Regions from separate parts of the Homo sapiens genome. Here region 1 is linked to region 2. The links are chromatin loops, found by intact Hi-C in ENCODE. Cell type or tissue: psoas muscle. All regions are shown on one strand. Links, peaks and the distances in the headings refer to the core of each region. The heading gives the core; the rest is flanking DNA. Region 1 overlaps RNF24 (ring finger protein 24). Region 2 overlaps RNF24 (ring finger protein 24).

Region 1 (5,381 bases), core at 284-5,283, 75 kb after region 2:
TATATGTAATATGTATAATATATATATTATATATAATATATAATATGTATAATATATATAATATATAATATATAATATGTATAATATATAATATAATATAATATATATATTATACATATTATATATTATATATATATTATTTATATATATTATATATATATATATTTTTTTTTGAGACAGAGTCTCGCTCTGTCACCCAGGCTGGAGTGCAATGGCACAATCTTGGCTCACTGCAACCTCCACCTCCCAGGTTCAAGCAATTCTCTGTCTCAGCCTCCCGAGTAACTGGGATTACAGGCACCCGCCACCACACCCGGCTAATTTGTTGTATTTTTAGTAAGATGGGGTTTCACCATCTTGGCCAGGCTGGTCTTGAACTCCTGACCTCATGATCCACCCGCCTTGACCTCCCAAAGTGCTGGGATTACAGGCATAAGCCACCATGCCCGGCCCAAGACTGCCAATATTAAGTCATACTTATGAAAGAATGAAATGTAACATAGGGCAAAATTTGATCATTAATATATTCTTCATAATTGTTTCAATTCTTAAGTGTAGCAAAAAATGGTGAGTAATTAAAAAACATGGATTCTCTTGTTAGAAATTTTTAAAAATCAAAAGCTATTTTACCAGGTCAGTTGTGCCTCTTTTGCCCATGTACTGAGTAGACACTTGTGCCACCTGCTGTCCTAGGGGACAGAGTGGTAAACAGGACAGATGAGGTCCTTGCCTTCCTGGAGCTGACCTTCTATTAGGGGTAAGTCACACAAAAATTATTAAACAACAGAATTTCAGAGGGTGGTACGTACTATAGAGGAGGTAGGGAAGGCACGTAAACTTCTCTTTTGAGAGACTTAACCATGTAGGTAAATAGAAAGGGATAGAGGAGGGTCAGGGAAAAGTTGTTTGCTGAAGCTTATTCTGATTTTAAAGATGGGCAACGTCACGGCATATGTGTATGCTGACATGGATAGCCCCCTGGAGAGTTGCTGATGATGCAAGAGAGAGGGCAAAAATGCTAAAGCTGTGAGATATGAGGGGGCATGAGGTATAGAAGATGTGAGGAGGAACACAGTAGAAAGGGGAGCTTGCCTCCGACAGGAGACAGAAAACATGGGTCTAAGGAAGGCAGATTTCTACATTTGGTTGGGGGGAAGATGAGTGGTTTCTGTCTGATATCTCCTAAACCCTCAATGAACTATGAGGTCAGCTTATCTGAGTAGGAGGGGTGGGTTGCTGATAAGTTTAAGGAGTGGAGAGAAGTTATGAAATAGTGATAGGCAAAAAGATCTTATTAAGATTCAATGGTAGCTTTGCCGGGCAGTGCTGAGTGTCTACTTCGGATTTTTGGTCATGAATCTGAAGTTCTCTTGTAATATCCAGCCACTTGGGTGGTGTCATGGAAAAGCCAAATGAATGATAAAGCAGCTATAAATAGAAAAAAAAGGGTTTTTAATTTTAAAATTTTTAAAGAGTAAACAAAGGATGTTTTAAAAATATGTATCCAAATTAGCCAGGCATGGTGGCGGGCACCTGTAATCCCAGCAACTGGGGAGGCTGAGGCAGGAGAATCGCTTGAACCTGGGAGGCAGAGGTCGAAGTGAGCCGAGATCACGCCACTGCACTCCAGCCTGGGTGAAAGAGTGAGACCCTGTCACAAACAAACAAACAAACAAACAAACAAACAAACAAACAAACAAGGCCAGATGCGGTGGCTCATGCCTGCAATCCCAGCACTTTGGGAGGCTGAGGTAGGCAGATCACGAGGTCAGGATTTCGAGACCAGCCTGACCAACATAGTGAAACCCCGTCTCCACCAGAAATACAAAAATTAGCTGGACATGGTGGCGCACGCCTGTAGTCCCAGCTACTCGGGAGGCTGAGGCAGGAGAATTGCTTGAACCCGGGAAGCAGAGGTTGTGGTGAGCCGAGATTGCACCACTGTACTCCAGCCTAGGTGACAGAGTGAGACTCCATCTCAAAATAATAATAATAATATGTATCCATGAGATAAACACAAAAATACTGACAATGTTCTGTGAAGCTGTGATTTATGCAGCTCCTTTTGCTTCCATCTTCTCATCACAGAAATTCTTGCAAACAATATATTTGTCACATTTAATAATGACATATTTAATCATGAAGCTCAAGTTAGTTTCTTTTTGGTCATTTCTTTTTTTGTCATTTCCTAAGGTGGATTTTTAAAAAATGCACCTGACAGCCGTCATGTTGGTTCATTTCACTGCTTAAAAGAAACTCTCTCTGATGTCAATTGATATTTTCATTGTTGATTTCATTTAAAAGTAAAAAAACTTAATCCCCTCTCTCAATGAACACATACACATCTACAGTGCTTAATCTCAATGCCTAAACAGTGGTCACAAGGAAAATGGGAAGGGAGATGCTGGCCTGATGGCGCTGGGCACCTAGCAGTGCCAGGTGCATGTTCTTGATCTTGCAGCTGTGCTCTTAAAACACAATGCTCAAGATCCAAAACGTTCGGGGGAGAATTCCTGTCTGCACAGGTTCAAGAGGAGGAAACAAAGACCCCACTGCTTGATGGAGGCACAAAGAATAGCATATTGGGTGAGATGGGGGGAGTATGCACACACATACATATACAGCCTTTTTGGAAAATACAATCTACCCCACAAGCAAAAGTAAAGAAAAATATCTATTCCAAGGTACATCATGAAATGTCAGGAACACCAGGGATAAACTGAAGATCCTAAAATCTTTCAGAGTGGGAAGAAAAAGGGAATGAGGATTAAAATGACATTGGACTTCTCAATAGTGACACTGGAAGCTAATGGAACAATGTCTTCAAAACAGTCACATTAATTTTCAATCCAGATTTTAACACCAAGCTAAACTACCATTCAAGAGTGAAGGTAAAATGAAGGCATTTCCAGACATGTAACTTCTGAATTCAGGAAGGAATTTCAGATTTTGTATGTACCCTTTCTCAGGAAGCTACTCAAGAATAAGGAAGACACAGGGTCCAGGAAATAGAAGACCTAACACAGGAGGAAGGCAAAGGGAATTCCCAAGATGATGACAAAGGGAAGTCCCAGGATGATGGCTATGCAGTAGTCCAGGGAGCAAACAATTCCAGACTGGAGTAGGAGAGAGGGGGCTCCAGCAGGACCATCTCCTGGGGAAAAGATATGAAAGTGAGTGACTACCTGAGAATATTCAAAGATAATCAGTTTTGTCATAGAGTTTGAATGAATTAGTGACTGATACAAAGAAAACTCAGCAAATGAAAACCAAACAAACAAAAGAGGCAATTATTTAATTCAGGAGCAACAAAAGTTGTTCAAGAAGAAAACACAGTAATAGCACCCTACGTGGCTCAACTGTGAATAACAGGTACACTGTCAGTCATATAAATCCTGAATACCGACCTAACTGTCAAGTATGAGTGGGAAATGGAAGGATAGTTATGTGAGACAGTTAAGTCTTCAACTTCCAAAATAGAAGTCCACAGAGAATATCCAAAAGTGAAGAGCTAAGAAATAGCAGTATAAACATTAAAAATGAAATAAGTATAAAGGTAAATACCAAAAGAAACCAGTAAGAGTTGAGAGTGGTTTAACTATATAATATATAAGACTGCTGATTTTGATTTTTTCTCAGTCTCAACATGGCAATTTCATATGATTCAAGCTAACACATTGTAATAGCATTATTACTGATCTTAGAATAAACTCCCATTTAAAACAATAAACAATTATTGGCCGGGCGCGGTGGCTCACACCTATAATCACAGCACTTTGGGAGGCTAAGGCAGGCAGATGGCTTGAGGCCAGGAGCTCAAGACCAGTCTGGCCAACATGGCAAAACTCCGTCTCTACTAAAAATACAAAAAAAAATTAGCCAGGCGTGGTGGCCAGTGCCTGTATTCCCAGCTATTCGGGAAGCTGAGGCATGAGAATCACTTGAACCTGGGAGACGGAGGCTGCAGTCAGCCGAGATCACGCCACTGCACTCCAGCCTAGGGGACAGGGTGAGACTCCATCTCAAAAAAAAAAAACAACAAAACACCCAAAAAACAAAAAAGCAATTATTGATAGAGAATGCTCAATGGAAAAATAAATTACTTTTTATTATGAGACATTACTGGGAGGATAATAGATCCTAGTTAACAAAGTGTTACCATCTATGCTCTTACCATCACTAACATAATATTACTATTCTAATGAATAAATATTTACTATTAAAACAGCACTTAACATTATTTTATCTATTTTAAGGATCTAAAAGTTAGTTTAGATTTTTTCTTCAATCATCATACTACAGAATGCTAAACTATGGGTTGGCAAATACTTTGATTAACAGAATGCTGAATAACAAGGCCAGGCTGTGTTTAGGTTCCTTTGTTGATATTAAAAATAGCTAAGTCACTCTTGCAAAATTAAACTTCCATGAAATTGCGATACTGTGCAAGCTTATTTCAGTGATAATTCCGGTTATGCTACTCTGTTTATCTAAGACTTCCCCTTACGGTTTGTTTTAAGGAGACTCCTAAAAAATGTCTTATGCAGTCAAGACAGGCAGTTTATAAATGTACTGGGTTACTTCAACATTAGTGACTTTAGTTAGTAAAGCTCTTGTTTTTTTTTTTCTGCTTCATTTTTCCTTCATAAAAGCCTTGTTTTAAATTAACTTATCTGAATTAAATTAATTGATATTAAGATTTTATTTAAATCATGCATTAAAACCAAAACATCCCCAATTGAAAAATCAACTTTCATTAATTTTTTTTTACTCTTACAAAAAAGAATTTGAACGTGGTAAGAATTTTACTAAGAATAATGTATCCTGAACTGACCATGGAAAATTTCCCCTTCAAATTAAAAGCAAATGTTTTAAACAGAGGGAATATACATAAACAGATGCTGTGGAAGACTGCTTAGTTTACATTTCATTTTCCACTGAAAACTACTAGGAATTAAAATACATGTGATTTTTAAAAATATTACAGAGAATCTTAAAGAAAACAGAACCCATACAATTATTCATATCATCCAATATAAGCGCCTCTTAATTTTTTAAAACCGCTATTTTGAATCCAAAGATCATAATAAAAATAGCTTTTTTTTCAGACGGAGTTTCGCTCTTGTTGCCCAGGCTGGAATGCAATGGCGCGATCTAGGCTCACTGCAACCTCCGCCTCCGGGAGTTCAAGCGATTCTCCTGCCTCAGCCTCCCGAGTAGCTGGAATTACAGGCGCTCGCCACCATGCCCGGCTAATTTTTTGTATTTTTTTAGTAGAGACAGGGTTTCACCATGTTGGCCAGGCTGGTCTCAAACTTCTGACCTCTGGTGATCCACCCACCTCGGCCCCCCAAAGTGCTGGGATTACAGGTGTGAGCCAC
Region 2 (5,381 bases), core at 219-5,218:
TCCCTTCTTTACCCTCCTGCTTGACATGGAGATGAGGCTCCAGGAGAGAGAGTGTAATGGAGTTAGTAAGAGACCCTCATGAAGTTTCTTGAGGCAAACCCGCAGGCTCATCCACTCCTCTTCTCTCGGCAGGGGGTAGTGTCAAAGTGCTTTGGTTGTCACAAGACCCAGACACCTAGGTTCCCAGTTTGGCTGGCCCAAGAGTTCTTCATGAGGCAAAAGAAGTGGCAGCTGGTGTCCTAGGTAGAGAGCAGCCATACAGACACCACATGTGTTCCTCCTGGCTCCACACAGACGTCGTGTCCAGCAACAGTCTGATCCTTGCGGTAAGCTATACAATGTTCTCTGCCCCAGGAAGGGGCCCCTGAGGGGGTCCACGGTCCTGCTTACTGTGCAACTGGGCCAGCTGTAGAACTGGCATGTTGCACAGGGGACACACTTTACGAACCTCCAGCCACTTAATAAGGCACCTGCAGAAGGAGACACCACAGGGGGAAGATGTCAGTCCTATGCTCATGGCACGGCTGTTCTGCTGAACATCTCCATATCTGTCACCCAGACAACGTCTGCTGTATGGTCCAAGGAGCTCCCCTCCTAGGTGGTGAACGGATGTCACCCCCTGGAGAGAGGGAAGAGACAGAGAGAAGGAGTGGGGAGAGGCCAAGGGGTCAGCAATCCCCTCTTCCTTCCAGAGCCTCCCATCTTCCACGTGTGAAGCCACAGATAGTATGTGATACTCTCAGTTACCCATGACTTCTTACAAGAACAAAATACACTGAGCAGGGATGTGAGAAGTAGGAAAATAAATTTTTCTAACAGAAATACAAAACAAAAAATTATAAGAGGAAGAATATTAATATGTCTGCAGGAAGTGGGAGGAGAGTGCCCCACACTACCATTTATATCCAGACTTTATTTTGATTTTAAATAACTATGGTTTTGATTTAAATAAGTTTTTAGGAGATGAGGCTCTCAGTGGAAAGTTCCAGCTAAATAGCTGTTTATTGCTTGGGCTCCAAGTGTAGGCTCATTTTGGCTCTCTGCCCATAGTCCTGACGTGGTGGTCACGTTCCACCACTCTGCTGTCTCCTAATGTCACGCACACACACACACATCCCACCTGTAGGGTGCTGTCAGCTTTCTGCATTACAGACCAATCATGAAGCCATCAAGCTTGTCTGGCACTGCCCTAAAACCCAAAAGAAGTTGGTTGATGTGCCTCAAACTCGGGTCCCATTAAGTAATTCCATACCAATACTTACTTTCTGTGGAAGGCGTGCTTACATGGGCAAATCCCCAACTCATCTCGAGGCTTGAAGTCTTCTAGGCACACTGCACAGAGCTGAAAGACAAATGCACAAATGAAGCCAAGTGTCTGTTAAGTACCCTCCCAGGTACAAAGTAGAGTGCAGGCTCCTAAAGGCTCAACCGTTTGAAGGGACTCATGAGACTCTTATCTTAAAAAAAAAAGAAATGAATGAATAAATGACTGAAAAGAAACAGGCCAAAATAGATGAATGTCTCCTGCTCTTCCTGTCCCATATCTTCAAGGAGGTGGGCAGATGGGAGAAGACAGAAAGCAAGAGGCAGCTGCCTTTACTTCAGTGCATCAGAAGTGTGGGACCGAGGGAGGGTTACTCTCACATCTGCCAGCTTAGCCTGCTGTCCCTTTCCTGGTGTGCCGAAAGAGCTGAGGCTCTCTGGGTTCTCCACCTTGTCAGCAGCACAGCCTGGCTCCCAAGCACTCACTGAAAGGGACCGCTCAAGCCCTGGCAATCTTTTCTCCTGTTTTTATGCACAGCTTGCAGTAACATGCTATTTATAGTTCCTGGGGCCTCCCACTTTGGCACTGTCCTTCTGTCAGTGTCTCTGTCATATAAAAAGTTACTGAAGACTCAGTTAACTCATGAACATGTGCAGATGGGACCAGGACTGCTCTCAGCCAATGACTAGTCTCCATGGCTTGGAGAGAGGCCTTTGCCATCGTACCCAGGGGCTGGGTTCCAACACTTTCCTGGGCATTCACCAGGGCCCGTGGATACCATGTGTCACCACACTGACCCATTTTACCGATGAGGAAACAGAAGCTCAGGAAAATAATGTTGCTTGAGGCCATTTAATTGGAGAGTGGCCAGGCCTGGCTGGGACCCAGGTCTGTTGCACTGATGTGCTGTTGTGCCATTGCTTTCTCCTGCCCAGTGGTTGAACTCCTTTCTCCCTACTTGCTTCCCTGTCCATTCCCAAGGATCCTGGTTCAGGCCATCACCATTTCTAGCCTGGACTGTTGATGGCTTTGCTGTTACTAGTTTCTTAACCTATAACACGTAACCCAGTCTTCTTAGATTATGTAACATGATCCAGGCAGGACATGTGGCTCTTGGTGCCCAGTGAACCGTGCCATGTTGGTTTTTAAACATCCTTGCTGAGGTAGCTTTCAGGGCCTTGTGTGTATGACAGACAGGACCTTCACAGGAGGAGAATGGATAACTGTGCTCTGTTGGACTCAGCATCCCTACCAAGATGGCAGGGGAGCAGGGAGGAGAGCAGGACAGGTGGCTGGCCTTGGCTCAGACACACTAGCTGTGTGGCCTCTGCCCTCAGGATTCCTCACAGAGCTCTGTTCCTTCATCTGTACAATAAGGACATGGCCTGTCCCACCCTACACACGGCTGTCATCAGCTCAGCTTGGGGGGTAGGGTTAAGGACACAGTAAGGCAGTCTACCAATGCCAGCTGTTTTTATTGATGTCTACATTTTATAATGGAAGTACTGTTTGCAAGCCCATTTTTGTCCTCTGAAGGGAGGCTGAGAACAAGCTGTGGGTAAAGGTAAAAATCCAGCAGTTTCAGCCTAGTGGTATCTTTTTGGGCCTCAGCTTCCCACCTGTAAAGAGGGAATGATGCTCCCATCTCCTAGACTGTGTGATTGGCCCTCTGGCCTTCAACAGCCAGTTTTCCTCTCAGCCCCGCCTTCCGACACAGGGTCAGGACTGTCCTCTGGAGATTTAGCACTGATCCTGTTGAAGCACAGGTTGGATGAGTTGCTTATTTTTATTCACTTATTTTTCCAGGATCCAAAATTAGATTAGTAGCCTTTCCAAACAGGAGTTTCTTTTTTTCTTTTTGAGATGGAGTCTTGCTCTGTCGCCAGGCTGGAGTGCAGTGGTGCGATCTCAGCTCACCGCAACCTCCGCCTCCTGGGTTCAAGTGAGTCTCCTGCCTCAGACTCCCGAATAGCTGGGACTACAGGTGCATGCCAACCATACCCGGCTAATTTTTTATATTTTTAGTAGAGACAGGGTTTCACCATGTTGGCCAAGATGCTCTCGATCTCTTGACCTTGTGATCCGCCTGACTCAGCCTCCCAAAGTGTTGGGATTACAGGTGTGAGCCACTGCGCCCAGCCCCAAAATGGAGTTACTATTAATGGTATAATGTGCTATTATGTTCTGAATAAACAGATCCTAAAACTATAGCCACCTGAGAAAAAACAAGACAAACTCTGACACGTTAAATGCTAAAGGTGACCAAAGTCAATGGCAATCACAAAAAGAGAAAAGCCTCAGATGACTTCCTAGAAGCTCCCTAAGAGCCAAACTCATTTTACAACTTTCCTTTACAGTTCATATTTTGCAAATAAACTTTTGTTTCCAGTATTCAATGAGATTGTTTCTCCAGTGTGACTTCCCATCACCATTAAAAAACTGAGATACAATTAATCTACTATAATATTCACTCCTTTAAGTAACAGTACAATTCAGCAGTTTTTAGGTATATATGTGCAGCCATCTTTACAATCTAATTCCAGAACATTTGCATCAAATGCCACCCACCCACCCCCCAAAACAAGCCCATATTCATAGGCAGTCATTCCCCATTCTCCCCTTTCCCCAATCTCTGGCAACCAACCACTAATCTACTTTCTTTATTGATGGATTTGTCTACTCGGGACATTTCATATAAATGGAACCATACAATATGTAATATTTCATGTTTGGCTTCTTTCCCTTAGCATAATGTCTTCAAGGTTCATCTATATTGTAACATATATCAGTACTTCACTCATTTTCATGGCTGAATAATATTCCACTGTATGTATGTACCGCATTTTGTTTACCCATTTATCTATTGATGGCCACCTGGGTTGTTTCTACCTTTTGGCTATTGTGGACAATACTGCTATAAACACTGGTGTACAAGTATCTGGCTGAGTCCTTGTTTACGTTCTTTTGGGTATGTATCAAGGAGTGGAATTGCTGGGTCATATGGTAACTCTATGTTTACCTTTTTGAGGAGCTACCAAACCGATTTCCAAAGCGGCTGCACCATTTTACGTTCCTACCAGCAGTACGTATGGGTTGTAATTTCTCCATATCATCACCAATACTTATTCTTGTCTTTTTTACTATAGTTATCATAATGGGTGTAAATGGGTCATTTCCTTAATGACTAATGATGCCGTGCTTATTGACCACCACATATCTTCTTTGGAGAAATGCCTATTAAGTCCTTTGTCAATTTATTAGTTGGTTTCTTTTTATTATTAAGTGGTAAGAGTTCTTTATATATTTTAGACTGAACTCCCTTATCAGATAGCCAACTAATTTTGACAAAGGTGCAAAAAGCATTTCAATGGCAGAAGGAAAGCCTTTTCAACAAATGATGTTAGAGCACTACACATTCATAGACACAAAAGACACACGCAGCCTAAGCAGAAACACAACCTAAGCACAACCAAAGCACAACCTAAGCAAAGAAACCAAAGGAAAAAATGGATAAACTGGACTTGATCAAATTAAAAAACTTTTGTTCTACAAAAGACCCTGTTAGGATGAAAAGACTGGGAGAAAATATTTGCAGACCTTTTTATTTTGCAGGCTTCTTATTACTGAGTTCTAAGAGTTCTTTATACATCTTAAATACAAGACCCTTATCAGATATAAAACTTGTGAATACTTTGTCCCTGTGGGTTGCCTTCACTTTCAAGATAATGTCCTTTGAAGCACAAAAGTTTTTAATTTTTTTTTTGAGACAGTCTTGCTCTGTCACCCAGGCTGGAGTGCACTGGTGCCATCATAGCTCACTGCAGCCTCAATCTCCTGATCTCAAGCAATCCTCCAGCTCCTCAAGCCTCAACCTCCCAAATAGCTGGGACTTACAGGCACACATCACGACACCCAACTAATTTTTTTTTTTGTAAGTAGAGATAAGGTCTCCTAGCTATGTTGCCCAGGCTGGTCTCAAACTCCTGAGCTCAAGCAATCTTCTCGTCTTGGCCTCCCAACGTGTTGGGATTACAGGAGTGAGCCTCCATGGCTGGCCTGATGAAGTTTAACTATTTTTTCTTAGCTTGCTTGTGCTTTAGATGTCATATCTAAGAAT

What was found. A loop is a pair of places that touch in the nucleus more often than their neighbours do. Peaks named below come from ENCODE experiments on the same cell type or tissue, not always from the same donor. Only the 100,000 strongest peaks of a DNase experiment are listed, where the experiment ranks them.
Region 1: it touches region 2 in a loop (5-fold over the local background); 20 of 110 quality-filtered maps call a loop at or near these places.

The regions. Positions count from the first base shown.
Region 1 is chr20:4,008,393-4,013,773 of GRCh38, forward strand. All of the region lies in intron 1 of RNF24 (ring finger protein 24), which reads right to left. Among named protein-coding and RNA genes, the nearest start is that of RNF24, 4.5 kb to the right of the region's middle. In psoas muscle, for the core only: no CTCF peak of the experiment used is centred there; no DNase peak of the experiment used is centred there; H3K4me3 peaks cover 197 bases.
Region 2 is chr20:3,933,732-3,939,112 of GRCh38, forward strand. RNF24 (ring finger protein 24) reads right to left here. Exons shown (of 6, transcript NM_001134337.3): 5 at 1,263-1,342; 6 at 1-470. The coding sequence ends at 332. Among named protein-coding and RNA genes, the nearest start is that of MIR103B2, 19 kb to the left of the region's middle. RefSeq lists an enhancer at 2,529-2,678. In psoas muscle, for the core only: no CTCF peak of the experiment used is centred there; DNase peaks (open chromatin) are centred at 1,810 and 2,130; H3K4me3 peaks cover 1,230 bases; H3K27ac peaks cover 2,067 bases.